2 separate regions of the Mus musculus genome follow, and region 2 is linked to region 1. Evidence: chromatin loops called from intact Hi-C (ENCODE). Cell type or tissue: left cerebral cortex. All regions are shown on one strand. Each heading gives the region's core, and the rest is flanking DNA. Links, peaks and the distances in the headings are about the cores only. Region 1 has its middle 15 kb from the start of Gng2. Region 2 has its middle 34 kb from the start of Saysd1.

Region 1 (16,192 bases), core at 4,603-12,602:
GGAGAGAAGCGCGTTCACTGAACGGTATTTTTTACTCTTTTTGTGGGGAGGGAGAAAATAAATTCAGTTTAAAAGGGATGGAAATGTTGCTGGAATTAGTCGTTTAGAAACACTTACTTTTTCTCTAAAATTGCGTATAATTACACGTTCAAACGTGCAAATACTTATTAGGATCTTCCTAGGAAACAGAATACGGCGCCTGTTTCACGACGTGTATACAATCAAAGGGAATCAACAAAGAAAATAGTTATCGGATAAATATATGTACACTGTGATACATTAAACCCTGCGAAGGAGAAGAAAAGGGTTCAGAGGGGCAGGGACACATGGTCTATTTTAAGTAAGAGGAATTTCAAAGGGTGCTGTCCATGCTGATTTTTTTTCTTTGATCTCTCTCTTCCCCCCACACCTTCTGATTCATTCCTAGTTTTCTTTGCTCTGTGTTCTGCCTACAGGATCTTCAAGATGGGTCTTTAGTCCTGACTCTTTATCGTCTCCTGCTCATACTCAGCTGTCTCCTCCTTGCACTGACTTAGCTGTGTGACTTTTAAGGGTAAGCCACAAAATGCTCTAGAGCCCCCAGCTTGGCCTCTCGAGTCAGCCATTTGGTGAGTCCCAGTGGCAGGTTGTGAGGGCACTCAAGGCTCTGTGGCGAGAGAAAGGCTCCCGGATCTCCTGTCAAGAGCCAGCAGCCACCTGAAGCCTTGTGAGCCACCTTGGGAGTGACTCTCCAATCAGGGCAAGCTTTCAAACAACTGACATCCTGACTATACTATAACAGGAGAAGGGGCCTGAAGCTACAAAGACTAGCTCCCAAATTCATGACTCACAGACACTGCAAGAAATGGTTAATGTTTATTGTTTCTAGCATCTGTGTGTTGGGGAGAAGTCGCTATGCGGTAACACTGTATGTGGCTCTTTCTGCCTCTGCTTTTCATCAGCGTTTGGCCAATGGGCTGCAAGTGAGGTCAGCATGTTCCTTACCACACTGCTTTGGTTCTGATTTCCTTCCACAAAAGCCACAAGTCCTCTGGACGTGCCTGCTGTTTCCAGGACTGCAGCTGTCTGTGCTCCTGCCACACCAGCTCCTTCAAGTCTGCATGTGACACTGGATCTTGCTGTGGTTCCCTTAACCCTCCACACACCATTGTGACCAGTCCCTTCCCTCTTGCAAAACTGCCTGCCTTTTGATTCCAGACTAGTTTAAACGAATGGTAGGGGAGGCTGTCTGCATAGATTACCGGGAGGAAGTGAGAGAAAGCCTTCTTTCTGTTTCTAGGGCACAGTGTTCAACAAGTGCTAACCCTGGGGTCAGCAGATGTTTTCAAGGAATACCAAAGGGAGAACATGGGGAAGGAATGCAGGAGAGAGCTGGGGAGTAGGGATGGGGAGGTGGTCGGGAGCCACATTTGAACGGGTTTTGTGGTGGATGGTGATTTAGTGAACACGGTGCACAGCAGTGGGGTGGCATGGGGTGGCGTGGGGAACAGGCTGATGGCCATGGCAGGGTCTGAGCTACCCGATAAGAGTGAAGGTTTTAAAAAGGGAAACTGCAACTACAATCAGAAGTTTCCCGCCCCTCCCCCACGGGTTTTTTGGCTTGTTGTTGTATGTGTTTGAGATGGGCTTTCTCTGTGTAACAGCCCTGGCAGTCTTGGAATGCTTTGTACAACAGGCTACCCTCAAAATCAGAAATCCCCCAGCCTCTGCCTCCCGAGGGCTGGGATCAAAGGCTTGGGCCACAACCTGGGCTACTTTTACTTTAGTTTAGAAAGCATGGCTCAGGATGACAGATAATACAGGCATGGAGGAGAGAGTCAGGGTATGTGTTCAAATAAAGGTTGTGAGAATTTGCTGGACAAGAGAGAAGGAGAGGAGGGGGATGAAAGGTTGAAAGTGAGTGATGGAGGCCAGAGCGGTGTGCAGAGATGAGAACAGAGGGGGAAGTGGAAGCGGAAGAGTGTGCAGAGAGGAGGAGAAAGCCAACAATTTCCTCATCTCAGCTGGTACAGGAAAAGAACAACCCGCTTTGTTTTTTTTAAAGGAAGACTTTATTTTACAAGAAAAGGGCTTTTACAGCCACACCAACGCTCTACTCCTATCTCTTGGCTTGTTCCCGTGTTGCCAATAAAAGACTTTTAAAAGCAAAGAGTGTTTCTTCCACTTTATTGTGTGACAGTCTTCCTCTAAAAGTCACACCAGTAAACCCAGAAGGGAAATCTGTGCCTGATGGGGGTTCAGACTCCTCTTTGTCACCAAACATCTATCTGCCAGTAAATAGATTCTGTCACATTTCCTCCTCGCTTCCTCGCTTGAAGACTCTAATGACCAGGCCTATAAAAAACACATCACAATACTTAGCCAAATCCACTTTGAATCTGAAAGCTGATTACTTTCAACTACTAACACGTGTGACAGGAAACAAGACCCTTCTGCTTTTCTCTGGCCAGCACCCAGAGCTCTGTTTGCACTGCAGCCATAAACTTAGAGCGGTACCACACCGAGGCAAAGTCTCCTCCTGCAACAGGGATACCTGCCTTTCCCGGCAGGCTGCGAGCTTCAGGCAGCCTGGGGTTAGAAAACTTCCTTTAGCTGACTTGACCTGTCAGAGCCCTGTGTCCTGTGCAGCAGAGGAGAAGGGGAAGTCCTCTGCTCTCTGTGGCATCTGCCACAGGCTCGGCACCTTCCGGCTGCATGATGCTGGCGCCAGCACAGGCCTGTCTCCATACCAGAGTTTGCGAGCTTCTTTTCTTTTTCTTTCTTCTCCTTTCTCTGCTTTTCTTTCCTTTTCCTTCTTCCCTTCCTTCCTTCCTTTTTCTTTCTTTTGGTTGCTGTTTTCAGAATGACCTTTGTCTAAAAAATTCTGAAAGCTTCTAACAAGGGACACAGCCCACTGTGATAAATGGTCTTTTCCCCCATCCCCCTCTGGTTACCATGGCAACGTCGGATGACTGATTTCCTGGTTGCCATGTAAATGCAGTGGGATTCCAGCCTGCTCTACCACACAAAGACGTCAGTAAGAAAAGCTAGGAAACAGAACAGAACGAAAAATCATATTCCAAAAGACAATTTCATTGCCAGTTGTCTTGCCTCACACAAAAGGCGAGGGAAAGAGCCAAATGTAGTTAGAAGTAGCGCTCCTCCCGAGGTGGGGAAATGTGTAGCTTCCCACATGGCTGGGAAGAATGGGAAAGAAAGGGGGAAATCCCGAGCAGTTGGCATGGCGACAGGAAGACAGATGCTTTTCTCAGGTGGCTGGAGCCCACCAGCAATCAGACCCACCCAGAAGAAATCTGAAAGATTTAGTCGGCTGGATTCCACACCAAACAAAAGGATAGGTCTTGTGGATCCTCTTCACAATGCTTTTGCTTATATAACTTTAAAAAAAAAAAAAAAAAAAAAAAACAGAGCTGAGATTCCAAACGTTTTCATTTTACGTTTGGTCATGTGGAATTTTTATTTCTATCCAATCATTTTGTAAAATTAAAGACAAATTAGTAACTACTTGTCTCCCTTTTGTTGATATGTAACTCCTTGCTTAAAACTGCATACCAAAAATTGGTCAATCTAGATTACTTATCATAGCCTGAATATTTATCTTGTGCTTAGTAAATCCATAGTACACTAGTTTGAGAGAAAATGTAAAATATATTTTGTAATATTTTAAGTATGTAAAACCCTAAAATTATTGATAATTCATCTGGACTTTTCATCATCATATTTCAGAAGTACATGATTTTACATCTTTTTTTTTTCTTTTCTGTAAAATATCTTCCTGCCTCTTGACAGTGCTTCATACGTTTCTAAAACTTAACTTGGTAGAACTTCCTGGGTTTGCTAAAGTGGACACAGAGGACCTGCTGGGACCACAGAGTCTTCTAATCGGAGATGATGGAGCAAGGGGCGCCAACCTTTCCTATTTTAGATGCTGGTACCTGAGCCATGATGCCCAGATAGAACATGTGGCTGGAGAGAGTTCTCTGTCGGAGCACTTCCTGCATCCTTTCTAGTATCCATGCTAATGTTACCCTGTCCCAGACTGGATCACTGGGTGTCGCATAGTGTGGTGGTTTGAATAAAATTATCCCCATACACTCATATGTTTGGATGCTTGGTCTCTAGGTGGTAGAACTGTTTGGGAAACATGGAAAAACTGCTAATTAAGGTTGAAGTCTACCATTGACCGGATAGCCTTCTGGGGTTCAGGGCAAAATCGGAGACTCCCTTCATTAACAGAGTTTTTCCTTCTATGACCTTGTCTGAGGAATTCTAAGCCCAGAATCTCACCTCTACTTGAAGAATGTCACACAGTCTCAGTTACTTTATAGGATCAAATTCCTTTCTCCAGTTAAAAACCTGTTCAGCCAACACCCGAGATTCCTGAAATGCTCCACCCTGTTAATGAGGTATGTTAGGTACTCTAAGTCCTCAGCCTTTGCCCATCTTGAATGTCCCTGCCCTCAGTCCCCCAAAACCTGATAAGCCTTGTGTCACCCTAAGTAAAGCTGATCTGCCTACTGACAAGTGGTCCTGTGTGGTCATTCACCGTATGCACTCACAGGGCTTCGGAACCCTTGCTGGCCGCCTCTGCTTCCACTGCCCTCGTGGACCGAATCAGCCCACTGGGAGACCCACAAGGAAGGATTGGCAGGTATGGCCTTGTTGAAGGAAGTATATCACTGAAAATTTAAAAGTCCAGTGTCTCCCTCTCTGCTTTCTGGTTGTGTCTTAGCTTACATATCCCAGCACAGTGCCTGCCTTCCTGCTGCTGAGCTCCCAACCATGGTCATAGATGCTAAACCTTTGAAAACGTAAGCCCCTAATAGACTTCTGTAAGTTGCCTTGGTCATGGTGCCTCATTACAGCAATACTAAAGTAATTAAGATACGAAGTTGGGAAAGGAAACTAAGAGCTTTAATGATTCTGTGAAATTCCAAATTGTGCAGTGTCCATCGGATTTACTTAGTGCAGGATCTGTCAAGGTTTGTTGATATTCCAATAGCTATGATGATGTGCCGAGAGAGAAATCTAGAGAACACAGTGTCTCTCAGATATAGTCGACCACTGAACAGTCTTCTCGGAACATCGCTTATGCTTTTAGAACATATTTTGAGAAACATGAGGCCAGATTGTCTCTAAAAATCCAATATAAAATACATCGATTTTTATTTTTGGTTAAAGCTGTATAATTTTTAAGATTCCCTAATTGATTCCATAGACAAATTCCTGAAAAAAGCCAAAAGGGACAAGAAAGTGATAAAGAAAGAACTCACAGTAAATGAGATTCCTTGCATGATATTTTAAACCTAAGTACATGAGCACATATTTTCATTTTCAAGATTCTCTTACATTTTCTATAGTTCTGATAGGTGAGATTCTCTAGCAATAAAATCCACTAGAGCTCCAGTTTGCTTTATGAAAACATTATGGGAAGAAGGGAAGGGGGGTGCATAGCATTGGGCATGGAGTGATGCCTCTATTTTAGGGTCAGCTGTAAGGTATAATTGATTATTCGCCTTGGAAGGAGTTAGTAGTGGTTAGGGAACTTTGGGAAGGGTTTGTAGTACATGTGTGAGTATGTGTGCATGTGTGCATGCTGATATGTGTTTGCACGTGGAGGCTGATGTTAGGCGTCTTTCTCTATGACCCTCCAACTTGTTTTTTTGAGACAGAACTCACCCGTTGGCTGGCTAACCCTCGAGCCTCTAGGATAGTGGTTCTTAACTTTCCTAATGCTGCAACCCTTTCATACAGCTCCTCATTTGTGGTGACCTTCCAACCATAAAATTATTTTCATTGCTACTTCAAAACTGTAATTTTGCTACTGTTATGAATTGTAATGTAAATATCTGATATTTCCAATGGTCTTAGGCAACTCCTGTTAAAAGGTCATTCAACCCTCAAAGGGGTCGAAATCCACAGGTGAAGAACCCTGGCTCTAGGATCTTCCTGCCTCTGCTTGCCAGTGCTGGATGTGTGTTTGTTTGCTTGCTTGCTTTAAGTGGGTGTTGTGGACAGATCTAAACCTCAGTCAGTCTGCTTGCTCACATTCCTGGAGCCATCTCCCGAGTTTGAACAGGAGACTTGGTCAGTGCTGTCTTCAGTGGAGGTTTCAGGCCTTCTCACGTTGTTTCCTCATTATAGGATAATCTTCCTGAGCCCAGCTTTGAAGAGGGGCAGAACTTCAGCAGCCTTACCACCACTAAAGGCAGTGAAGAAACCGGGGGTCCAGGGATCTCTTTCTCTTCCTCTCCTACTTTACACACCATGAGAAAGAAGGGAGATGGATCTGCCACTGAGTTGCTTCATATAGCCTTCCCTGGAGGAGGAGGGAAACTTGAGCCAAATATGCAATAGTTTACAAGACCAAAGTGTTTTAACAAGTGCAAGTGACTGAAGAGTTATGGCTTAGAACAAAATGTTGTAGGAGCCTGCTGCCCAGAGAGACAAAAGAACAGATGAGAAGCACAGTTACACAGTTGGTAGCAGCCATTAGCAAGTTAAAATTAGTCCCTGTGTTTACCTCAATGGGTTGAATGTCTTCAATCAAACCAATTGAATAGCTGGGGATAGCCATATAAGCATTGTGGAGAGGCACAGAGGGAGGAAGGGAAGGGAGGACACACAGGAGATCAATTTACTTTGTCTGGGTTACCAAGAGAATCTGAGCAACAGAGAGAACTGGGGTGATGGAAGAGAAAGGGGGCTGAGTGGGCTGGTGAAACTGGTGGATCAGAGGCATGAGGTAGGCCAGAACACGGCTGACTGTGTGGTAGGAAAGATTTGGCATCATGTCAGTTGGACCACAATGAGGATGGAAGAGGTGGGTTGGTTCTGTCAATCAATGTAAACAGAAGAGCCATGGAAGACAGTAATCTAGGCACTGGCTGTTAGCAATTCCTTTAGGCTGCGCCCAACAGCTACTACCTAGCAATAGCTTGTATAGCCAACTGCCAGGTATGGGCCAACCAGGCATATAAGAACTGCTCAGTTTCTCTCTCTCTCTCTCTCTCTCTCTCTCTCTCTCTCTCTCTCTCTCTCTCTCTCTCTCCTCCACCTGTCCCTGGCTGGCCTCTTCCTCTCTTCTCACTCATTCTGTCCTTCTCTGTACCCCTCTTTTCTCTGCCTCTACCCCTTTTCCAGGTTCCCTTCCCTTCCGCCAATAAACTTCCTTTTGCATTAGGTCTGCCACATGGTGGTGATTCCTCAGGGGAACACCTTGGCTGGGCCTGCTGGGGTGCTCTCTCCCATATATTATACCACCGTTTTATAAAACCGCACTCCTGATACTTGAACATTTCGGAAGAATTTGATGGTCAGCTGTTTGGGGGGCGTGAGATGAGGTCCTAGGAAATAAAGCAATAAAGAGGCCCCGGGTTCATTCAATCCATTCAGCAATTGTTCATTTGCATTAACATTATTCTTCCCCTCTCTCAGCCCTGAAGACCTTCCTTAAGACTTAGAGAAAGGAATATGTTGATTAAAAGTACCTGAAATAGTTCAGCTTATTATAACTTAATTGGATTGTTGATCTCTTCCTTTCCATAATGATTCCAGTGGGTCTTTAGCAGCCGTGTCACAGCCTGTGACCTTTGTGACAACAAGATTACTGAGTTTTCCAGAGGAGGAGACCTCCTTTTCTTCCTTTAATTCTCCTAAGTGGTTATCCTTTGTGAAAACAGGTCAAGCACAGGGCATCCCTTTAGCAGCATAAGCCAAATCACCTTGGTGTTCAATAACGTTGTGTCTGTGCAGATTCTGGCAGTACCGCAGAGAAGCCACGCCCAGCTTGTCCATGTCCAGCCCCTCAGCATTTGTGCCTCTGCTATGCAGAGCCCTGCAGCTGCTACAGATGAAATTCTGCCTGCCAATCACAGATTCAATCATTGGTGGGCACAGCTTGGACACAATGAGATGTTCTAGTCTCCTGAGAAAGTCTGTGCCCTCTCCTTTTACAAAAATAACACATTAAAATTGGGTTTTCAGAAAACGTATTTCAAGACACCCACTTTGAATTAAAAGATTCTAATTGTACCTTTCTTTCATGGATCTCTATGTCTAGACTAGATATTATCAGCCCAGCCATCTAGATCTGAATAAGCTCTCTGTGTTCAGGCTCTGAAAGGATTTTTCCAAAATCTTCCTTTCATTATGGTTTAGAAATAAGCATGACATCACAGTTGTCATCTAGGTTAGACAAGAAGGAGGCTTTTAAGACAATAGGAAAATAATGCACAGTGGGCTATGCACATCCTTAAAAGGAGTGTTCAGAAGCCCATCATGTTTTAATTGGTGGGGTTGCCAACATAACTCTGTGTGAACAGTTAACTCATATTAAAGGTTATACTAATTTTGTAAACAATTTATTCTTTCTTGATAGCATTTTCATTTTCTCCAGGCTGTCATTAAGATCTCACTTGGGCAATTGGAAGCTGAGGCACGAGAACTGAGAGTCTGGGGCTAGCCTGGGCTAATGTAGCAAGACTCCACCTAAAACAGAATAGACCCTCAGCTGTCATTGCACAGCCCTGAAGTCCACTTTTCCATAGGCTCCATGCCTACCTCTACACGCGCATGTCTGGTTTTCATTAGAACTTACTGATTCCTATAGAGGGCGTTTCTCGTCAGCTTCTCTTCCCTCCCTACTTCATTTCTTTCCCATGCCTTACTGTTTCGTTGTTAGCTTTTAATAGTTGTGCTGAACTGTCATTGCGGACTCTGTAAAATAGTCTACTCCATCACCTACAGAAGGGTGGCCTGCCCCTCAGCCTCCTCATTCTTGCCTGAAAAATGCTCAGTCCAATACTGCCTCCCTCAGAGGACCACATGAACAGAGGTGGAACAGTACCAGGCTTGCCCTCCTGGTCGAATTTCTACTGACCACTGGGTTTCCCACCTTGGCCAAATATCAGAATGACCTAGAGAGAGAAATCTTACAAGACAGACTCCTGGGTATCTCTCCAGTAGTTTCTGGGCAACTTTGCATTAATTATTCATGTGGAGGAGGCTTTTCCTCTAGTGCTGACCTTGTGTAGATCTTCATATAGAGCTACCCATGCATGTTCCAATAGCAAAGAAAGTATTTTCCCAATCCTCGGTGTGTATATCTGTAACATTTTCTCTTGGGACAGATGCAGATGTTCATACTGAACCCTGGTTTCTGTGGTTCGAGATAAGAGATGATGTCATGGGACTTAATACGTGTGGTTAGCTAGTATAGCTGGCTTTAAGGCTTAGAATGCTGTTGGGTAGAAGAGAAGGAGATATTTTTTCTATATAACATAACTAAAGAGTATTGAAGAATGAAGCAAAGCTGTCTTGTGGCATGTGATGTGAGAGATGTCATTTACAGTCCTTGGAAAGCTTGGGGCACTGTTCTGGTTGTTTGTAGGACAGACCAATCAAGGTAGCTTTCATTTCTCTTTACCCACTGTCACCTCTAAATGTCTAAGATCGTGAGATGAGGGACGGCACAGGTAGCAAAATGAAGAAGCTAAACTTAAAGTGTAGAGGGTTTCAGGAGGGTGGGGCCCAGTGGGAGGGGCATCTACAGGGAAGAGAGCACCCTCAGAAATCTCGGAGCTGAAAAACTTAGGCTGCACCCAAAGATCAGAGTTCAGCCTGTACCCAACTAAGAGGATGCCAGCCAAAAAGGCTGAAGATCCTGCTTCTGAGTTTCTGTTGAATTTGGATTCTGTAGAGAAGCATCCATAGAGGTCCTGGGAGACACCAGAAAGATACATGGAGCACAGATAGAAACAAGGTTTCTTCACAAAAAGGATCATAGTAGTTTGAATGAGAATGAGCCCCTTAGCCATTCATAATATATTTGGTCCCCCGTTGTTGGAACTTACTTTTTTATATAAAATTTACTGTTTGGTACGAATTAGGAGGTGGGCAGGTTGGGGGAAGGGTGTCACTGCAGGTGGTCTTTGAGGTTTCAAAAGCCAATGCTATTTCCCGTTAGCTCCACCCCTCTCTTCCTCCCCTCTCGCCACCATGCTTCCTGCTTATTGATCATAGGGAAGCTCTTACCTACAGCTCCAGTGCCATGCCTGCCTGCCTGCCACCACGGTCCCCACCATGATGGCTGTGGACTCACCCTCTGAAACTGTAAGCAAGCTCCCAATTTAAATGCTTTTTTTCATAAGTTGCCTCTTCACAGCAATAGAAGAATTAGAAGTCAAGGATGAAAATTGTTTTTGAGTAAAGCAGAAAACAAACTGTAGTGTGTGCCTAAACTGAAGCAAAGGCTTTCAGGTTGCCATCTCTTGTGGAAACACACAGCTCTTGCTGAAGCTGCCTGGGTAGAATTCTGATTTCAAAAGACAAGAGGAACTCACCTTTGCCAAAACAATATTCTAATGTTTCTAATGGTTGCACAGCAACTACTTAAGCAAAGAGCGAGTCTGCCAGAGTACCCAGCCCCTGACTAACGTTCCAGGTCTGCTAGAGCACTGCTCCTAGAACGGAAGAAAGCAACCCAAGTGTGAAGTTAGACATGGATCTGTACACATGCTGACTCTACGTTTGCATTATGGAATGAGCAATAAGAATGCCAGCGTAGCCAGGGGTGGTGGCGCAAACCTTTAATCCCAGCACTCAGTAGGCAGAGGTGTCAGGTCTTTGTGAGTTTGTGGCCAACCTGATCTACAAAGTGAGTTCCAGGACAGCCAGGGCTATTACACAGAGAAACCCTCTCTTGAAAAACAAAATAAATATAAATATAAATAAAGAAATATAAATAAGTAAAGAAGTAAGGGATGCCACTCTGGTGGAGGGGATGCAGGGAGCCAGCTCCAAGGGTCAGAGCCAGGGAGAGCTGGTTCATCTGCCATGAGGTAGAGAGGGCTCAAGGGTGATGCTCTCCCTTGCCCCTCCCACTTGCCACCGGCAGTAGTCCGTAGGAATTGCTGGCCCTGCCTCTCACCAGCTGTAGCACTAAGGAGAAAGGACCCTGCACCTCTCCTGGGCTCAGCCAGCCCTGGGGGTGTGAGAAAAGGAGAGTAGGCCCAGCCCCTCACAGGCTGTAGCACTTGGGAGAGCGGGCGCTGCACCTTGATTAGGCAGCTCAGTGGAGCTGGCAGTGGTGACTGCAGGTGAACCAGACCCCAGGGTATGAGAGCAGAAGAGCTGACACTTCCTTCTGCCAATTAAGAGGACCAACTGGAGTAGTGCTAGAGAGCTCGTCCTGATTGACCAAGCCCGCTCAGTCAGTCAACAGCTTCTCCAGCACAGGAGTGAGGATTAAAAAGAAGAAAGACAATTAGACAACATGACCCCAGCCAGTTCTGCGGCTGAGGCGGGTTTATTTTTTCCCAAACTGCTTTTATACCGTTTTAATTACATACAAGTAATAAGGTGAGTCCTAGGTTAAGAAACAAGCAAGGCAATAAACACAAATAGTCATGGAACAAGCAAGGCAATAAACAGAGTTCCATGATCACTGTTACTGAGTGCTTAGTCAGAATGATAACTGAGCCTACTTCCCTGTCCTAGCCCAAAGTCATATTCATCGTGCCTGAAACCTACTTCCCTGTTCTAGCCTAAAATTACATTCCTGCCTGAGCTTACTTCCTTGTCATGGCCAATGTCAGATTCCTGCCTGAAGCCCATTTCCTCGTCTTCGGCCAATGTCAGATTCCTGCCAAGCAGGAACCCAAAGCTCTCCACACCTGATGGTTCAGATAAAGGAGAGATGGTGAGCTGACCAGCTCAGCTGTTATCTAGGCTTTGAGTTGGCTCACCCTAAAATCTATATAATCTGTGAACTATTGAGCCTCGTGAAAGGGCCAGTCAGTCCTGCCAATTCAAAACTGCAGGATGGGAGGAATCCCAGAAATCCAATATTGATTGTGTCACAAAAGCCAGAGACCTTGGACTAAACCAATGACGCATTGCAATGAACGTTTGAAAGTGAAGACGTGTGGACCAAGGGCTGTACTGTGGGACACACTGTGACACACTACAGCTTCCACCATGAGATGTTTACATGCTTGTGTGTGTTGTGTTTATTGGGGTGGCAGGAGATTGCAAGGACAAACAAAGGGCAGATACTAGGAAATGGGGAGATGAGTGGGCTTTGGGTATATGATGTGACACAAAGAATCAAAAACTTTTTTTTTTAATTAAAAAAACCAGATGTCATGGCATTATTATATTTTAAACAAATATCTCTGTACTACATCTTGGTCTTTTACCATTTGTTTTGAGGATGATTTCCGCAAAACAAAATTCACTCTTTAAAAGTTATGTGAGGGGGCTGGTGAGATGGCTCGGTGGGTAAGAGCACTGACTGCTCTTCTGAAGGTCCTGAGTTCAAATCCCAGCAAGCACATGGTGGCTCACAACCATCAGTAATGAGATCTGTCCCTCTTCTGGTGCATCTGAAGTCAGCTACATTGTACTTATTTATAGTAATAAATAAATCTTTGGCTGGAGCGAGCAGAGTTGACCAGAGTGAGTGGGGTGACTGGAGCGAGCAGAGGTCCTAAAAGTCAATTCCCAGCAACCACATGAGCTACAATGTACTCATATACATAAAATAAATCAATCTTTTTTAAAAAAGTTGTGTGAGATTTAACCAGTGTATACAATTGCATACCCACTGTTGTTACAAAAATATGGAGTGATGGCATCTGTTCCCTAATTCTCTCATCCCCTTTTTAAGTCATCCCTTCCTGTTGTCATCCCTATTGTTTTTGCCTTTTCCAGCGGAGTCAATTAAGCAGTCTCTAGCCTCTTGAGTGAGGCTCTGACTCAGCATGGTGCACTGAAGACTCATTCAGATGCATCTGTCCTTAGTCCCTTGCTTCCTTTCTCTTGCACTGTTGAGGGTATCAGGTACACTTGGTGTTGGTGTGGGAGATTGTGTGGACAGAGGGTAGAACAGTCAAAAGGGACACAAAGAAACCCAAAGAAGACATCTTATGAGACTGAAGCGCTACCTACGGCGCTAACGAGGCTTCTTGAGGACATTTTAAAGAAATGATAAAGACTATATTTGAAGCAGGATTTCTGGACTCATTTTATTTCATAAACATCTGTAGTTGGTTTGCTGTGCCAGCACAAGTGCTTTATAGATAATGTTGAATTCTCAACCTTCTGGGTAGGAGCTACCTCTCTGGTCTTGGAGATGTGGGAATCTAGATTCACCCAGCTTTGGTGATTTGCTAATGATCACGCAGTGAGTGGGTGAGTGAGTGAGTAAGTGGGTGAGTGAGTAAGTGATGAAAAGAATATTTGAAGTCTGGCAGCTTAGTTTTGTTGTTGTTTTTTTTTTTTTTGGTTTGTTTTGTTTTGTTGTTTTTGTTTTGGTTTTTCGAGACAGGGTTTCTCTGTATAGCCCTGGCTGACTGGAACTCACTTTGTAGACCAGGCTGGCCTCGAACTCAGAAATCCACCTGCCTCTACCTCCCGAGTGCTGGGATTAAAGGCATGCACCACCATGCTCGGCTTTTTTTTTTTTTTTTTTTTTCCAAAATTTAGTCATCTATCAAATCTCACCCTCCAGAGGAAAGAGGCCAGAGCAGATCTCAAGCCTGGTTAGTAGAAGATGGATGGCAGCCTCCTTCAGAATCCTAGATTGTATCAGTCTGTGCAACAGCAACAAAGATAGCTAACAGATTCAGAAACATGCTGTAGACTGTTTAAAATATAAAGGCGTGGTACTTGCAGGAGTAATGGCGACTAATTTTCTGAACTTTAGTATACGTGTCATGACTGAAATACATGGTCCTTGTGCTATACTGGTACAGAACAGACAACAACAAAAAAGGAGGCACACCCTCAATGCATTCAGAAACATTCCTGAACACTGAGTGTTTACTGCTTCACCAACAGGGATCACTCTGAAGTTAGATATCTGAATTTGATGTGTTTGGATTTCTGGTTAAATTTATTTAATGTATGCAGTGTATTGATTCCTAACTTAGCCGTTGTATATAATATTAAATTACCAAAAAAAAGATGTGTAATATTATGAATATTTGTATCGAATGGGTTGAAATGGAGAACAGCATCAGGACTGCGGCGCCCATGTGAGAAGCAGAGTGTACGAACAATTTTACCTCAGCACATAAAGCCCTTCTACATAAGCAGCAACTCAAATTGGAAGCGTGACGCCACGCAGTAGTTCCAGACGGTTAGTGCTCTTTGCTTTATGGGGCCTTTTGATTTAAAAAGTTTGTTTCTAGCATCTTGTAGTATGTGAAAGTATTTCCTTTATTTATCGTACTGTCTGTATTACACTTATTAATGCTATAGCGTGGATAAAACTAAGAAGAGTGGTGGCGTCAAGCGTTGATGGTGACCTGAAGGTACTGGAATTTTGCTGGTGGGAATGCAAATGAGTGCCATCATTTTGGAAAACGTTCAGCACTACCCCAGTTCCTATGAACACTAAAAATGCGCATGACCTACTGCCCTGTAGTATTAATGTTTTTAATAAAGTCCAGAGCAGAGTTACCACCTGCCTCAATGGTTTATGTTCCCAAATGAAGGACACACACACAGCCTTTATATTTTAATATGCCTTAATTAGCGCTATAGCTGGGCAACTGCCTAATCTCTATGCTGTTAGAATCTACCCCAATAATTCCAAGTTACTACATATTCATTTTTATGTCTAACTTGGCTACTTCTGACCCAATTGAGCAGCCCTCTGGGTCACGCTCTCCCGATCCCTTTACATATGGCTCTCCCTCCCAGTCCTGCACACTCCTCAGGCATGGCAACTCTCTTCTTCCTTCTCTCCCCTCTGATCCCAAGCCCAGGATTCACAAGTCCTGCCTCTGCCTCTCCTCCCTAGCTATTGGCTGCTGGCATCTTTATTTACCAATCAGAATTAACTGGGGGCAGGTTCCCAGAAGCTACATGCAGACCCTCTCTTGCAAACAGTTTTGGGGGACACACTTAGCATTAGGATCCAAGCTACACTGCCCAGTGGTTCATTTCCTGAGTACTCAGCCAGGAAGAAAGATAGCTCAGCATCCACAGGGATGCTTCCAAAACGTTCCTGGTTTTATTCATTATAGCCAAAATTAGAAATAACTCAAACATTCTTCAGCAAACCTGACTATACATTCACCTAACGGAATACCTCTTCAAAGAATGACGGAACATGAGAGTGTGCATGTATGCTGCACAATTACACGAGAAACATAGAAGATACAAGAAGACACAGAATAGATATATCATTCTATGGAAAACAAGCCAAACTAATCCACAATGACTGACCCAGGGTTTGAAGTGGTGACAGCTTTTGTATAGAAAAATACACAGAGAACCTCTGGGGCCGTGGATATAGTCTGTAACTTCATCTGGTTGTGGTAACATGTGTTTATCCAAAGACGTAGAAATGCATGTAAAAATGTCATCACAGTACATCACTGTGTGTCTGGATACTTAGTGCTTCTTTGTGGTTCTCTTTTCCTGTTAATACACACCATGGCAAGAGGTCAAAAGTTTCACCCACAGATTTGGGTAACCTTTTGTTATGTTGAATTTGGTCAGGTTTCTTAACCTCTCTGGTTTTCAATTCCCTTTATCAGTATAAATGCAATTATTAAAAACTATCATTTAGAACTCCATAGTCCCCATGACATAATGCTAAGTTCCACAAGGTTGGGTGTATAACAGACTGCTTAAATTAAATAACTAAAAATGTAGCAAATCCTTTTTATACTGGCCAGGTCTCACACATGGGCTCTGAGTGGCCACTTTTGTTTGACTTGCCATTTACGATTGAGCGGGATATTTAAGAACCGAAAGTATAAAGGTTAATTTCTATAACACTCTTATGGGTCAATATGATTCTCTTCAAAGAGCAATGTAAGAGTGGTGAAACAGTGGTCTGGGTTAATACAGCCACCCCACTTTGTGAGGTATGAGCTATGTTTGCATCTAATTTATGAATATTATTGAAGCATTTTTCTTTGTTTTTCAGTCTCTATAAACACTTAATCTTTCTAATTCTTTTTGAATCATTTTGTCAGTTTTCTTGTTAACAAAATATGTGTGTGTGCATGTGTGTGTGTGTGTATGTGTGTGGTGTGTGTGTGTATGTGTGTGTGTTGTGTGTGTGCATGTGTGTGTGTTGTGTGTGCATGTGTGTGCATGTGTGTGTATGTGTGTGCATGTGCATGTGTGTGTATGTGTGTGTATGTGTGTGTTGTGTGTGTGTGTGCATGTG
Region 2 (16,192 bases), core at 4,957-12,956, 57 kb after region 1:
AAACAAAACAAAAAACCATAAAGTTATGATTTTTGAAGAGTACTTGCAGATTATAAGCTAAGCTCATAATGTAGATGATAAAAGCCGGATGCTGTATCAACCCATAATTTAAATTTAAAAACCTTTGCTTATGGCTTCCATACTTAAAAGCCTAGGAGGAAGGACACTGAATCTTAGAATCGTTAGATATCAACGACCGAGTAATGATGTGGTTTTCATTTTCCTCTTCACATGTTCCTCCATATTTCTATTTTTTCTACAGTGAATTGATATTGGTTTCATAATCAGAAAACCACAGCAGTATATCACAGTATAAAGGAACTAAAGCTTTTTCTAGAAAATGGCAGTATGCTTGTCTGGGGCAGGAAGAGTTCAAGGTGAGCCTTGACATGTTGTTCCACACTGAAGAAATTAATGCTCAGACACTAATGGGATTGTGTCAGAAGGTTACAGGCACCAGCTCGAAGGGCTCTCACTGGTCAAGTTTGAACAACTGAAGCATTTAAAATAATGAGTGTAACTAATGGCAATACATTGAATAACACTGATGAGAAAGAAGGTACATGGGTAAGAATTGTAGATGTGAGCTTAGAAAAGTAGCCATGTGTGGGTTGGGGCTGTAACATAATCTGTAGAGTGCTTACTTAGCATCCTGGAGCCCTCTGAGTTTGATCTCAGCACAACAGAAAGCCAAGTACAGTGGTACACAGCTAGCACCACAGTATTCTGTAGCTAGAGGTAGAAAGACCATACGTTCCCGTCATTTTCAGCTGGCTACAGAACAAGTTTGAGAATAGAGTGTATATAGGAGACCCTGCCTGGAAAGAATTTTAAAAGAAAAAATAATCATCAATACGCAGGGTAATCTTTGATTAAGACAATGATGATCAATAGATGCTAACAGTTTGTACTGTAGTTCGTAGGTTCACAACTGGGTGAGAGTGCTGGTGCCTTTTCTTTCCTGGGAGCCTGCAGAACACCCTCCAGAACGATGAAACTAGCCAGCAAGAAGGAAGTCCCCAGCTCATTTTGAGCTTGTTCTCTCTGTACTTTGTATCTGAGGTGTACAGTGTTTCCCACAGTATGCTCTTATCTTCTAGCTGTGGCATGTGACCAAGAAGAATGGCAACAGCATGTGTTATTTGTGGGTCTCTCGATACTTCCTGACCTACATCACACAAGGAGGCCTCCCACACCTGGTATTGGGGTCATGCTTGGTGACACATGGATTCTAGCAACAGCATTATTCAGCCATGCAGGGTGTTTATTGTCTGCCTCTTATATGATATTTGATGATTTTGTGTGTGTGTGTGTGTGTGTGTGTGTGTGTGTGTGTGTGTGTACAAGATTGAGGGAATTCAGTCCTGAGTATTGGCCACAGCCAGCTAGAAAGCATGGCACATGTGTGTGGTTGTCAGTCTGAATGAGAGAAGTTCAAGAAAAGATGGCAGAAGAAATGGGTCCTGTTTTCACAGTTTTCGCAGGCTTTGTGTGCAGCTGTACTTCTAGGGTAGTCAAGAGTGGGCCATTCTTTTGTGTTTTATACTTGCCCCATGTCCTTAAGAAAACATCCCTACATTACAATCAAAGCTAACTTCCCGAGACAAAGGGTCAAGTCAAAGACAGGATATCTCTTGAATATTCCTCATCTGGGCTGTCTCCTGGGAGTAATTTGAATCAGCCCTCCAGAAAGTCTGAAGGGTGGGCTTTCATCATATTTCATCATATTTTTATGGATTAATAGCTCCATTGAAAGAAAAATAAATGCACGCTGGTCTTTGCTGGTTATAAATAATTGTTATTCACAGAACTAAGCACTACATGCTAACTTAGAAGCATAGAAGTAGAAGTGGGTGTGTCTTTATATAGGTGTGTAACTTACAGATACAGAGCTGAATTAGGTATATGACTTATGTGGATATGGGTATATAACTTGGAGTTGTTGGGCTGGCTCCTACTAAATTAGAATCTCTATTAAACAAGAACCTCTGGTGATTCCTATCTTCATCAAAGCATGAGAAGTGTAGCCTTAACTCACAAGGCAGAGAGGCATGCAAGAGATAAGTCTCAAACACGGGATCTTTCTCCAAGAGCACTCACTGTCTGTCAGGTTTACCTGTACACTGAAATTTCCCAAAGCGTGGGCTTTCCTGAGCCTCATTCCAAGAAAACCTGATATGATTGATCCACCTCACAGCCTTGGAATTTAAGTATTTAAAAATTCCTCCAGGAGCAACAGGGACACCAACCCATTCACAAACTTTTGATCCAAAAGTTATCCTGTCTATAAGAAATTTAGGGACAGGGGATGGAGCAGAGACTGAAGGAATAGCACCAATAACCGGCCCAACTTGAGATCCATCCCACAGGCAAGCACCCATTCCTGACATTATTAACACTACTCTGCTATGCTTGCAGACAGGAGTCTAGCATGACTGTCCTCTGAGAGGTTCCACCCAGCAGCTGACTCAGATGCAGACACCCACAGCCAAACAGTGGATGGAACTTGGGGACTCTTATGGAAGAATAAGGGGGAAGGATTGAGGGCCACAAAGGGGTTAGGAACTCCACAGGAAGACCAACAGTGCTAACTAATCTGGACCCTTGGAGCTCTCAGAGACTGAGCCACCAACCAAAGAGCATACACAGGCTGGACCTAGGCCTCCCTGTACATACGTAACAGATGTGCAGCTTGGTCTTCATGTAGATCCCAAACAACTGACGTGAGGGCTACCCCAAAAGCTGTTGCCTGTCTATGGGATAAGTTCTTCTAGCTGGGCTGCCTTGTCTGGCCTCAGTAGAAGAGGATGTGCCTAGCCCCAAAGAGACTTGATGGGCCAGGGTGGGGAGACATCTAAGGGGTCTCCCACTGGCTCAGAGGAGAAGGGGAGAGGGAATAGAGGGAAGGGATGTGAGGAGGGTGACTGGGAGGGATGCAGTGAGTACGATGTAAAACAAATAAATAAGTCTTCCAGGAAATTTTCATGTTTACAGAAGGTTGGGGTACATGATCCCAAAACTATAAATTATAACATAAATTAGAAATGGAGCCAGGCAGTAGTGGTGTACGCCTTTAATTCCAGCACTTGGGAGGCAGAGGCAGGCAGATTTCTGAGTTTGAGGCCAACCTGGTCTACAGAGTGAGTTCCGGGACAGCCAGGGCTACACAGAGAAACCCTGTCTCTAAAAATTAAAAAAAAAAAAAAAAGAAAAGAAATGGTTTCAGCTTCAAGTGACAGAAAACCCAAGTTACAATGTCTCAAACTCTTGTTTCTCAAACTGCTGAGTGTTAGTCACTGGAAGAGATTTATGGAGTCACAGTGTCCAGGCTGCATCCTTGGGGAGCTGACTCAGCTGGCATGAAATGCAATTTGATGGTCCATCCTTCTAGGTTGGTTTAGCAGCTTCTGAAGCTAAAAAACATCCAGTTCTTCTCTCCCCTCTCTCTTCATTGAGTAGAATTGTAGGACTTCCCAGCCCTTTGGCTGCCTGTGTTCCAGTGCCTAAGTTCTCTGCAATGAAGCATGGGGGGGGGGGTGGGTGTTTAGCATTTCTTGACCATAGTTTTCATGTCCTTTCCACCTGGTTTTTGAATAGTGATGATTTATTTATGCTTGGAAGGCATACACTGAAGACAACTCCCTCATGAATGCTTGCATGGAGATGTGAAGACTCACACCCACCAGCTTGAAGCTCAATCACATGAAGAGAAGCAGTCATCTGAGTACTTACATTTGGGTGTGTAGTCATTTATACAAATGATTCACCAGATACCATCACTTTTTATACTTACAATGTCCATATGAAGCAAGCATTATAATATATATTATATATTATTATATATTACACACACATACACCTCTGTGTGTGTGTGTGTGTGTGTTTCAGAAACTTGCCCAGAGCTACACAACTAGAAGGTAAAAGAGAATAGACTGAAATGCTAGTTTCTCATTTTGAACCTCAGGCTCTTAACTGGACACGTTTCCTTCTTTAGATCTTTGAAGGAAGAACATTCATAGCTGGAGAGACTATGAAACGATCTCTAAAGAAATGGTAGAGGCAATGGATTGGCAGAAAACATCTGTGTCTCCAAGACTGAATGCCTGATTCTGCATTCGCTGGCTCCTTGTTCTGTGACTTCCAGCAGCATCTGTTTAGCTCAGCAGTCAGCCTCCCCATGCCTTTCTTCCTCATATCTGTATGCTCGTATTTCCACTCTCTGCTGTCATTGCAGGCGCATTCCTAAAAACCTGTCATCTCATCCACTCCCTCCTTACAAATGTTCAGAACTTACCAGGTCCAATCCAGATTTCTTAGTGTGCTATCGAAGCTCTTCCTCAGCTGGTCCCAGCCTCATTGCCTGGTCTTTCCTTACAAAGGCTGAGGAATTCAACAGTCATCTGTGTCAGCTATCAGCCACGGTGTAACAAACCACTTCCAAAATTGCAGCCTTAAGAGAATGATTTCCTATTCCCCAGAGTTATCCGCATGTCTGGGTGGGTTCTCCGTTCTCCATTGATGTTACTCACATGGCTGCCTTTGACTGTAGCTGGGCTGGAGTCCATCAAGCTTCTCCCAGGGTCCTTGTTCTGTCATCTGGAAGCATCAGCGCCCTTCCATGTGGGCCACCCTCCTTGCAGTGTCTCATCCTCTGGGTCTTCTCCACATGGCCTCTGTCTCCTTCAGAACAGCATGGACTTCCTTACAAATACTAGACTCAAAAGTGGTCAAAGCTGAAGAAAGTAGAAGTCCATAGCACACACAGTGAACTTGTGCCAGGCTCTGTTGGCCAAAGCAAGTCACAGACACTCAGTCTTTTAAGGGAGTCATACCAGAGAAGCTGGAACCATCTCATTTCTTCAGCATAGGTCCCCTCTCCTTTCTCTTCCCAGCCCTCCCCACAGCGCTTTCCTCAGTACAAGAGCATTACAGCGTTTGAGGAGAAGGTTGCAGGGCTAGTTTTCTGAGGTTTTCTTTTAATTTTATTAATGTTTAATGTTAGCTTTGAAGGTTTTATCCTGGCATCTCTCTCTCTCTCTCTCTCTCTCTCTCTCTCTCTCTCTCTCTGTGTGTGTGTGTGTGTGTGTGTGTGTGTGATTATCCTTCGCTCCCATTTGTTCTCTCTCACACAGCCCTCCTGACACCTCTCTTCTATCTCATACTGGGGTGGCTTTCCTCCCTCAGTCAGTTCTCCATTCTACTTTCTCCTCACACGGACACTCATCTAAGTCTGACTCAGGTCTGCCACTGACACACTCTGGAAGTGTGAACAAGCCACCGCACCCTATTTGGCAACCGAAGGTTTTAAGAGTTGAATGGGCTAATGAAAAGTCCTGGGACAATGACAAGCTCTTGTTAAGTGCTTCATGAATATCATCCATTGCATTTGGTGAGTCAGGTTCTTAGTTGGTGTGCAACACAAAGGAATCAAGTGAAATCTAGGGTTTAGACTCCAAAGCAGGGCATCAGGAGATGGTACATAAGGAGCCCTCTCTACTAAGACACCTGGACTTGACCCATCACAGTAGGAATGTTTCAGGGAAAGATGTGTAAGTGCTTTTTGGCTTTGAGATTGTTCCTCTATTTCCAGCAAGCCCAAACTCCACATCTACTGCCTAATGCAACACTTATAATCACCTGGGGGTCAGCCTTCCTGATTTAGCAGTTCCACTTCAGGTTCACCTGCTCAAGCCTGGGCCTCCTGGGACTGACGGTACCTTTTTCATACGATGGTATTTCCATGCAAACCAGAATGGGAGCGCCAACTCTGTCTGCAAGCTTCTGGATTCTGGCACTTCCGGTCTTGACACATAGAACAGTCAGCCCAAAGTGGCAAGGACCTACAGCAGCAGCCTGGACAGCAGAGCCAGCAGCTCCTGCCCTGAGTGGCCAAGTCCAGTCCATGAAGCAACTGTGAGTGTAGAGAAAGCTTACAGAGCAACTCAGTCTTGGTCTGACTGTCACAGTCTGTGGCTGCCGAGGTTTCTTTTCCTGTTGCGTTTCTTCATCATTGCTCTTTCTTAAAAATGGGCAGGGACTGGATTTAATTCACTCATTAATGCATTAAGTCAGATAATTAAGTTGGGGCAGAATAGCTATTAAGCTTCCATAATTCATCTGGAAGTTTCATAATGAGCCCTCCTGCCATTATTTTTTTTAATTTATATATTTATTTTGCAACATAAAACATGCCAAGTGGAGTCTGAGGGATGAAAATGATATGCAGAGTTTGTGCCTAAAATTCTGAAATGAAGTTACTCTGTGTATCATCACTCTTTCATTCAAGCAATCAGCTTGAAGTACTGAGCATGCGTATAGAATCCTGGAGCAAAGGGGACATAGGAATGGAGAACATATTTACTAGCTATTGTGTGACACTATTCCTAGGGAGACATCCGCTCACCTCAGATACAGAAGTGATGACAGGCTGTAAGGAGATTATCAAAGTCCAATTTGGTGAACCAATGAGTTTTTTTTGTGGGGGGGGATACTTACAAGAATATGAGTGATGGGTTATTTTTAGAAGCAGAAATGACTCAAAGACAGCAGCATCAACAAAAGCCCATCCCAGCATGGGTCATGTAAGCTGGAAACCTGGAGCACACTGCCAAGCCTGAAGTCAGCTCTATGGGTTGGAGTGTTTTTCTAGGTAATTAAGTTGGTCTGTGAGGCTCTTTCAAGTGACTCAGCCCATCTAAGAGTCTCTTAGCAGTCCCATGCTTATATATGCTTGCGAAAAGAGGAGCCCAGCAAGTCTGGTCGTTTGTAGGGACTTCCTGAGGCTATTGTGTTGTTTAGTCCTCAAGCTACAGGGTGAGGTATTTCACCTTCCCTTAGAGCACCTTGTTATTTTACCTCCATTTTAACATCTTGCATCCTGAAGAGCTTCTCTCCAAGGTTTTGACATTAGAGGAATCTGCTATACAACACAAGCAATGCTAAGAGTCATCTAAACAATAGCAGACTCTTTTTTTTTAAGTATTACTGTGTGTACATGATATGATATATGGGTGACTGTATGATATGTATGTGGGTGCACATGCCACGATGAGCATGGGGAGAACTGTGGAGCCAGAGCCTTCATGTGTGTTCCAGGGCTTTAGCTCAGCTGGTCCAGTTTGCATCATCAGCTACAAACACCTTTCCTTCTAGGCCAGCTCCCCAGCCCCAGTATCCAATTTCTGGTAATCCCTGTCTCCAGTAGCTTACAATGAGGAGAGGAGATGATCTGCACAGAGACAAGTGTAAGTCTAAATTTAAAACCTAAGACAGTGTAGCAATGTTAAGAAAGACAATGGGGCTTAAGGCAAGTGTGGATTGTAAATGTGAACGCATATTGTCACTAAAGCCCTTCTTCTAAAACAGGCTTCTGGCCTGCTCAGCCTGGAAGGCTATGTTCATAGGGGCTCTCTGCCTTGAGGAAGGTTTCTATGGCAACAGGAGCTGCTTCCACTGTATACCAGCTGTGCAAACCTGATAGCTGCTTGGCTCCTGCATGCACTGTATTTCTTCATCTGTAAAATGGCCACGAGTTACAACCATTTCCTAGAGTAGCTAAAATGTTTGAATGAAGATAAGGTATTTAAGCCATCAGCACCTTGTATGCATGCAGATGTGACAATATTATGGTCTTCATGAACAGAGGAAAATAGGTGAGCTCCCAGGTCTGCAGCCAAGCATGGTCCAAGCCGCCTGCTATAGGACAAGAGGAATCAGCACGGGTTGTCAGCCCCCACTCTCCACCAGGAGCATGTGGGACACAAAGAGAAACAAATAGGGACAGGATACAATGTAGCCAGCTTCTTTTGTCCCTGTTGTCATTGTTCAAGAGGACCCAGGAGAGTTTCCTTTGTCCTGCCTTCTAATTGCTCTCTATTCAAATGTGTTGAGGTGCTGGGCACAGGCACTGAGGCCAGGCTTCAACCTTCTTGAATGAGAATTAAAGGAATTAAAGGAAAAATTCTTTAATCAGTGAGTTGCTATTGCCTAAAGAAACCCAGTGCTGATCAGAAATATTTCATGGTTTATATAGGGTTAGGCATTGGCATAATTTTGTGGCCATATTAGGGTGATTTTTTTTATCCCCATCCCAAAGGATACATTTCTCAAGACTAAGCAAGTTTTACAGAAGCTGATATCTGCAGTTTTATCCCTAAACATTAGGCAGAGCTCAGGGAACCCTAGCAGACAAGGAGGGATTGAGGACACCAGGAGAACATGGCCCACATGATCAACTAAGCAGGGCTCATAAGGGCTCACAGAGACTGTAGTAGCAACCATAGATTCTACATAGGTGTGCACTAAGTCCTCTGGGTATATGTTATGGTTGTATAACTCAGAGGTTTTGTTGGGAGTGTTGGCTGTCTCTGCCTCCTTTGCCTGCTTTTCAGACCCCTTTCTTCCTTCTGGGCTGCCTTGTCCAGCCTTGATGTGAGGGTTTGCATCTAATCCTATTGCAGCTTGTTATGCCATGTTGATATCCCTGAGGGCCCTGCTCTTTTTTTGAAGGGAAACGGAAGATCCTGGATTCCACCGATCTGGGATAGAGAAGAGGTTTTGGGGGAAACTGGGAAGGGTAGAGGGAGGGAGATAGTAGTCGAGATGTGTTATATGAGAGAAACAAACAAACAAACAACAACAATAATAATAAACAATGACAGTTTTATCTTTAGCAAACAGAACTTGGGGTCTGAGTAGATGCTGGTGAGAGAGGAGCAGATGTGACCCTTTCCAGAAACAGAGAAGGGGACAAGCAGTTTGCAAAGGCTGCAATCAGCAGCTCAGCATTCGTCGTTCTGTTGTCTCAGCTCACAGGAAGACGTCTGTCTTCTGTTTCCTTATTCCTATGTAACCTAATATTTCCTAAGGAATCTCAAACATATCTAACTAATGTGAAAGCTTGCTGTTTTCCTTGTCTCCTTCATAGGCAGAGACTGGCAGGGTCTTCTGCTTATTTCTCTGTACACTACATGATCTTAGACGCCATGGACCCTAGGGGCACTCTCTTTCAATGACTGTTTTGTGAAAAATCCTGACATAACCCATACCACATGGCTTGCTTTTTTAGATGTTTTGCAACTCTGACCGACCCCACGAGCATAAAAGCTGGACCTAACCTGCTTTGTGTGCTGACCGCAGTGTTTTGCCTACAGCAGTCTGTGGTCAGTACCGTCAAATTTGGGAAAGGTGATTTTCTAGGGTCAGCGATAAGCTTGCTGTTTAGAAGATAGCCCTTCAACACTAAATAGTGGAAATCTTTCATGTTATATAATCTTAGCCTTGCGTGTGGTTTCAGTTCATTTCCAGCAAGCACGTGAGACCCTTCCGTCTGAATGAAGACTGCATGAACTGTTTTCATTTCAGGTCCTGGTGTCCGCAGGATGGAGAGGCCTTGGGCCAGGAATGGCTCCCCCATACTGGTTCCATATTTAGGAACAGGACTTCATTAATGTGGTAGAGCTCAAGCTGTAATACTATCAGAGTGATATAATTGGCTTCCTAGTCAGAGAGCTGTGACCATAATTGGAAGGCAGGCAGAGATATTTTTAATGAATTGTTCTTCAGTGTAGGATGCTAAGAAACATCTTAATGGCACAAGATGGAAAAGCCAGCTCACCAGCCATTGTGTGACTTAGATAATAGCACAGGAGAGGCAAATATGGAGGCAGACTCTGCATTTATGTTGTCCTGTCAGGTGATCTCATTGCATAAGATTCCTAACTGAAAACAGAGGTGAGAAGTAGGGTAATATTTAGAGAGCTTATATCACCTCCTTCCCATGGCTCCAGGCCAGTGAGGACTAATAACCCAGAATTTGGGTTCAGTTTAGGGTTGTGGTGAGTGTGGTTAGGTTGTGGTTCGGGTTTCAGGCTAGGTTTGGTGTCTAGATTGGAGTTCATATTAGAGCTGCTATTGGATTAGATGCTGGAGTAGGGTTTAGGTTGGACATAATGTTGGTTTTGTGATTAGGGTTGGGTTTGGAGTTGTTGTTGGGGTTCCAGTTAGGGTTAGACTTTGAGGGTCAAGATTGGATCTAAGTCTGAGATCTTAGCTGGAGTTGGGGATGGTTTCAGGTCTTGGTTGGGGTTTGTGGATGTGAAATTGAGTTGGGAATGGTGTTAGGTTGGGGCTTGAGTTGTTGTAGTTAGGGTTGGGGTGGAGGTTGGGTCATAACACCTAGGGTTGGTGTTGTGGCTGGGCTGGGGTCTGGAATAGAGTAGAGGTTGGGTCATTGTGCCCAGGTTTGGTGTTGTGGCTGGGCTATGGTTACAGATGGGGTAGAAGGTGGGGTTGTAGATAGGATTGGCATTGGGTTAGGGTGTTGGTTTTGGTTTCCAGATGGGGTTTGGTGGGAATTTGGGTTAGAACTGAGTTTGGAGTAAGCATTGGGGTTCAGGTTGGGTGAGGGTACAGGTTAGGATTGAGTCTGATTTTGTGGTTAGGACTGAATTTGGGTTTGGTTTGAGGTCTAGTGGTGTAGTGGCTAGTTTTGTTTTGAACTTGACTACATCTGGAATTAACTAAAACTCAAGTGATTGGGTACACCTGTGAGGAATTTTTAATTACTTGAATTTGAAGACTCCCCCTAAATCCAGGACACACCTCCTGGTGGCAGCATAAATGAGAGACAAGGAAGGACTCTCTTGCTCTTTGCCTGCTTGGCCTAGCTCTCACTACCGAGTTCATTTCTTCACTGGCAATAGAGCCCTACTTCTTCAGGTTCCCAACAGATACTGAAGACCATCTGTGACATCAGCCTCACGGTCTAAACAACTACCAGATCTTGTACTTTCCATTGGTAGATGGCCATTGATGAGCTAGCTGGACCACAGCCTGTAAGTCTCTCTAACAAATCCAGATATTTTTTTGACTTTTCCACTATTACATCAACATGCAGTGCTTTAGTAATAGATCCTTGTGCAGTGCTCTACTACTACACCCATGTGCACTGCTGTGGTAGTATATCCACACATGTTCATCTATTAGAACTTACTGATCTACTGTAGTAGTTCATTGGTTTGCACTTCTGTAATAGTATATCCATGGGTAGGGCTGTATTAGTACATCCAAGTGTGCTGTTATACCAATAAATCTGTGATCACTACTATACTAGTAAATCCATGACTGCTACTTTATCTAATTACTTTGTGTACCGATACATCCATGGGCTATACTAATATATACTTGTGTGTATGTCTTAGTTAAGGTTTTACTGCTGTGAATAGACACCACGACCAAGGCAACTCTTATAAGGACATTTAATTGGGACTGGCTTACAGGTTCAGAGGTTCAGTCCATTATCATCAAGGCAGGAACATGGAGGCATCTAGGCAGGCATGGTGTGGGAGGAGCTGAAAGCTCTACATCTTCATCTGAAGGATGCTAACAGAATACTGACTTCCAGGCAGCTAGTACAAGGGTATTAAAGCCCACACCCACAGTGACACACCAACTCCAACCAGACTACACTTCCTAATAGTGCCACTCTCTGAGCCAAGCATATACAAACCATCACAGTGTGCTTCTGTACTACGACATCCATGTGCATTGCCCTTACAGTTTATTTTTGCCTACTGGTGTCCTAGTACATCATTTTTTTCCAGGTGAAGTCGCATATCTGTTTGAGGTTTTGTAATAGTTTATCAGCAATCACTGTTATACTAGTGTTCATCCAAGCATGCTGCTGGACTAGAACATCCATGTGCTGCTGTAAACCAAATTTCTCTCCTATAATTGCTTTTGTCGGGGTATTTTGTTGCAGCAAGAGAAACTTAAGACACACAGCATCCTGGGCTCATCTCATAGTCTTTTACTAAGCAGGTAAACTGATATTCAATTTCTAATAATTGCTTTTAAAACATGTCTTAACTTATGTTAAAGCAAGCATAATATCTTACTTTTATATTTTAAAAGTTTTTATTGTATGTATAAAATATTCCAAGTGTTTAAGATTGGCTATAATGAGCCGGGCGTGGTGGCGCACGCCTTTAATCCCAGCACTCAGGAGGCAGAGGCAGGCAGATTTCTGAGTTCGAGGCCAACCTGGTCTACAAAGTGAGTTCCAGGACAATATAGAGAAACCCTTTCTCGAAAAGACAAAAAACAAAAAAGATTGGCTATAACGTCATTTTACAGTCCCACACTGAAAACGGTTCACTCTGCTAGAAAGAAATCCTAGAGAATCCATAACCAGTTGAGTACGTTGTGGTGAGTTTGTGATTTATTCCTCAGTATCTCTCAAAAGCCACCCTGGCTTAAGTCTGGGTGACATTAATAAATCCTTCTTTTCTAGTTTTAGTCTGTTTATTTTCTTAAGCACCATTAATAAAATTTTACTCTTAAACAGAGCACCCTTCATCTTTTTATCAAATAAAATGTGGCCACTCTGAATATTCCATTTTCCTTACAACCTTCTGCAAAAGGGTGGGTGTTTGTGGTTTATCACTAGCTATTTGCCAGCTCCGCAGACTGATTCTCTCCTCTTTGCAGCTTAGGCTCCTAATGTGATAGCCTTTTTGAAGTCAGTTCTTTTCTCGGATCTTGCCACCATTCTTAGTAACATTAGCATCCATGTGTGTCCAGAGGCAACAGCTGGGCCAATATCATAACCCACCATCTTTATGTGCTTTCTTTCTCAACACAGTCACAAACTAGACTTTGTCTTCATGAGAAACTGCTTTGCACTGAAATCTCAAACCTTGAATTTCACCCAGTAGCCTCCACTTCCAATTCCACAATGCCATGTGTTTTGATGAAGTCTCTCAACAAAGTCCCCACCCACTGAGGCCTACAGTACATTCAACCTTAACTGCCATCTGTCAGAATGCAGTGCCCACGCTCCTCTTCAGTTGCCTTAGGTTTGCCAATATATAATCCCCTTTGACAAAGCCATCATCTTCATTTCTCCCTCTGGTCAAGCTCATTGGGAAAATGCAACTTGCATTCCCAAACCTCATAAAAGTGCTTCTCCATTTAATGCTGGTAACAAAAAGTTACAGACTCTGCCTGGCATCTTCCATCAACTCTCGCTCTGAAGGGGCATCTGAAGCTGCCCACAGAGTATGAGCTTGCTCCATAACAACAGTGATTTCCTTCCTTCCTTCCTTCCTTCCTTCCTTCCTTCCTTCCTTCCTTCCTTCCTTCCTTCTTTGCAAATGTCTCCACACCCACTCAAGCACTTCTGAAGTGGAGTTTACAATCACACACATCACTGGTGAATGAGAAAAATGAGGGGAAGGGGCCAGTGTATCCCCTCAGAGAGGCCCCTCCTATGTGCATTCCTATCTTCTTGTTCTTTCTTGTTTGATAATTGGAGAATCTGCCCATATTGGATAAGAGAACCAAACAAGGCACATGTAGACAGAAGGAAACTTGACTCTAACCAGAGTCACCTTCATCTGGCCTTAGTGCCATGGAGATTCTGAAGCCAATGAAACCCTGATTCCTATGGCTACCTTGGCTTTCCTGCCTACCCACACAGCTGGCTTTTTAATGGCTTATTTGGCATTTTGCTTTTATGCCAAAGGTTTCCCAGGCCTTCCCAAATAAAAACCCCAGACTCAGTATGCCTCCCCATCCTGCCATATTTTCTCTGCCTTTTCTTTCATACTTTTTCATTCTTCAGGACTCAATGTGAATATTATGATGTGCCAGTGATGATTTCTTAAAGCCACCAAGGTTCTGGTAATTTGTTACGCAGTCCCCCAACCTAATGCAAAGTCTTACAAATAACACCTGTAGGAGGAATTTATAAAATCAAGGAAATTGCCACAAGAATAGAGGTTGATATTTTAGTGAAGAGGAACTTTTGACAGTGGATAGAATGTATGATTTTTTTTCTTAATTTAAAAAACAAAAGTGATATAATTATAACAAGGTTCCTAGCATTCTTTCTTTTTTTTTAATTAGATATTTTCTTTATTTACATTTCAAATGCTATCCCAAAAGTTCCAACACCCTTCCCCTGCCCTGCTCCCCTACCCACCTACTCCCACTTCTCGGCCCTGGTGTTCCCCTGTGCTGGGGCATATAAAGTTTGCAAGACCAAGGGGCCTCTCTTCCCAGTGATGGCTGACTACGCCATCTTCTGCTACATATGCAGCTAGAGACACAAGCTCTGGGGGTAACTGGTTAGTTCATATTGTTGTTCCACCTATACGGTTGCAGACCCGTTCAGCTCCTTGGGTACTTTCTCTAGCTCCTCCATTGGGGGCCCTGTGTTCTATCCAATAGATGACTGTGAGCATCCACTTCTGTATTTGCCAGGCACTGGCATAGCCTCACAAGAGACAGCTATATCAGGGTTCTTTCAGCAAAATCTTGCTGGCATATGCAATAGTGTCTGGGTTTGGTGGCTGATTATGGAATGGATCCCTGGGTGGGGAGGTCTCTGGGTGGTCCATCCTTTCGTCTTAGCTCCAAACTTTGCTTCTGTAACTCCTTCCATGGGTTCCATGGGTGTTTTGTTTCCTATTCTAAGGAGGAATGAAGAATCCACACTTTGGTCTTCCTTCTTCTTGATTTTCTTGTATTTTACAAATTGTATCTTGGGTATCCTAAGTTTCTGGGCTAATATCCACTTATCAGTGAGTGCATATCAAGTGACTTCTTTTGTGATTGGGTTACCTCACTCAGGATGATATCCTCCAGATATATCCATTTGCCCAAGAATTTCATAAATTCATTAGTTTTTTTGTTTTTTGGTTTTTGGTTTTTTTTTTTGTTTGTTTGTTTGTTTGTTTGGGTTTTTTTTTTTTGGTTTTTGTTGTTGCTGTTTTGTTTTTTGGGTTTTTTGTTTTGTTTTGTTTTTGTTTTTGTTTTTTTTCGAGACAGGGTTTCTCTGTGTAGCCCTGGCTGTCCTGAAACTCACTCTGTAGACCGGGCTGGCCTCGAACTCAGAAATCCACCTGCCTCTGCCTCCCAAGTGCTGGGATTAAAGGCGTGCACCACCCCACCACAACCAAATTCATTGTTTTTAACAGCTGAGTAGTACTCCATTGTGTAAATGTACCACATTTTCTGTATCCATTCCTCTGTTGAAGGACATCTAGGTTCTTTCCAGCTTCTAGCTATTATAATTAAGGCTGCTATGAACATAGTGGAGAATGTGTCCTTATTACCAGTTGGAACATCTTCTGGATATATGCCCAGGAGAGGTACTGCTGGATCAGCTGGTAGCACTATGTCCAATTTTCTGAGGAACCGCCAGACTGATTTCCAGAGTGGTTGTACCAGCTTGCAATCCCACCAGCAATGGAGGAGTGTTCCTCTTTCTCCACATCCTCACCAGCATCTTCTGTCACCTGAATTTTTGATCTTAGCCATTCTGACTGGAGTGAGGTGGAATCTCAAGGTTGTTTTGATTTGCATTTCCCTGATGGTTAAGGATGTTGAACATTTTTTTCAGGTGCTTCTCAGCCCTTCGGTATTCCTCACTTGAGAATTCTTTCTTTAGCTTTATACCCAAATTTTTAATGGGGTTATTTGAATTTCTGGAGTCCAGCTTCTTGAGCTCTTTCTTTGTATATATTGGATATTAGTCCCCTATCTGATTTAGGATTGGTAAAAATCCTTTCCCAATCTGTTGGTGGTCTTTTTCTCTTATTTACAGTGTCTTTTGCCTTACAGGAGCTTTGCAATTTCATGAGGTCCCATGAAATTGAATTGTCATTTCTTGATCTTACAGCACAAGCCATTGCTGTTCTGTTTAGGAATTTTTCCCCAGTGCCCATATCTTCGAGGCTTTTCCCCACTTTCTCCTCTATAAATTTCAGTGTCTCTGGTTTTATGTGGAGTTCTTTGATCCACTTAGATTTGACCTTAGTACAAGGAGATAGGAATGGATCAATTCGCATTCTTCTACATGTTAACCGCCAGTTGTGCCAGCACCATTTGTTGAAAATGCATCTTTTTTTCACTGGATGGTTTTAGCTCCCTTGTCAAAGATCAAATGACCATAGGTGTGTGGGTTCATTTCTGGGTCTTCAATTCTATTCCATTGATCTACCTGTCTGTCGATGTACCAGTACCATGCAGTTTTTATCACAATTGCTCTATAGTACAGCTTGAGGTCAGTCATGGTAATTCCACCAGAGGTTCTTTTATTGTTGAGAATAGTTTTTGCTATCCTAGGTTTTTTTATTATTCCAGATGAATTTGCAAATTGCCCTTTCTAACTCAGGGAAGAATTGAG

The links. Peaks named below come from ENCODE experiments on the same cell type or tissue, not always from the same donor. Only the 100,000 strongest peaks of a DNase experiment are listed, where the experiment ranks them.
Region 2: a loop joins it to region 1, with 3 times the contacts of the local background. A loop is called at or near these places in 6 of 42 quality-filtered maps.

The regions. Positions count from the first base shown.
Region 1 is chr14:19,984,274-20,000,465 of GRCm38, forward strand. No RefSeq gene overlaps it. Among named protein-coding and RNA genes, the nearest start is that of Gng2, 15 kb to the left of the region's middle. RefSeq lists an enhancer at 189-3,792. In left cerebral cortex, for the core only: no CTCF peak of the experiment used is centred there; no DNase peak of the experiment used is centred there.
Region 2 is chr14:20,040,890-20,057,081 of GRCm38, forward strand. No RefSeq gene overlaps it. Among named protein-coding and RNA genes, the nearest start is that of Saysd1, 34 kb to the right of the region's middle. In left cerebral cortex, for the core only: no CTCF peak of the experiment used is centred there; DNase peaks (open chromatin) are centred at 7,414 and 9,463.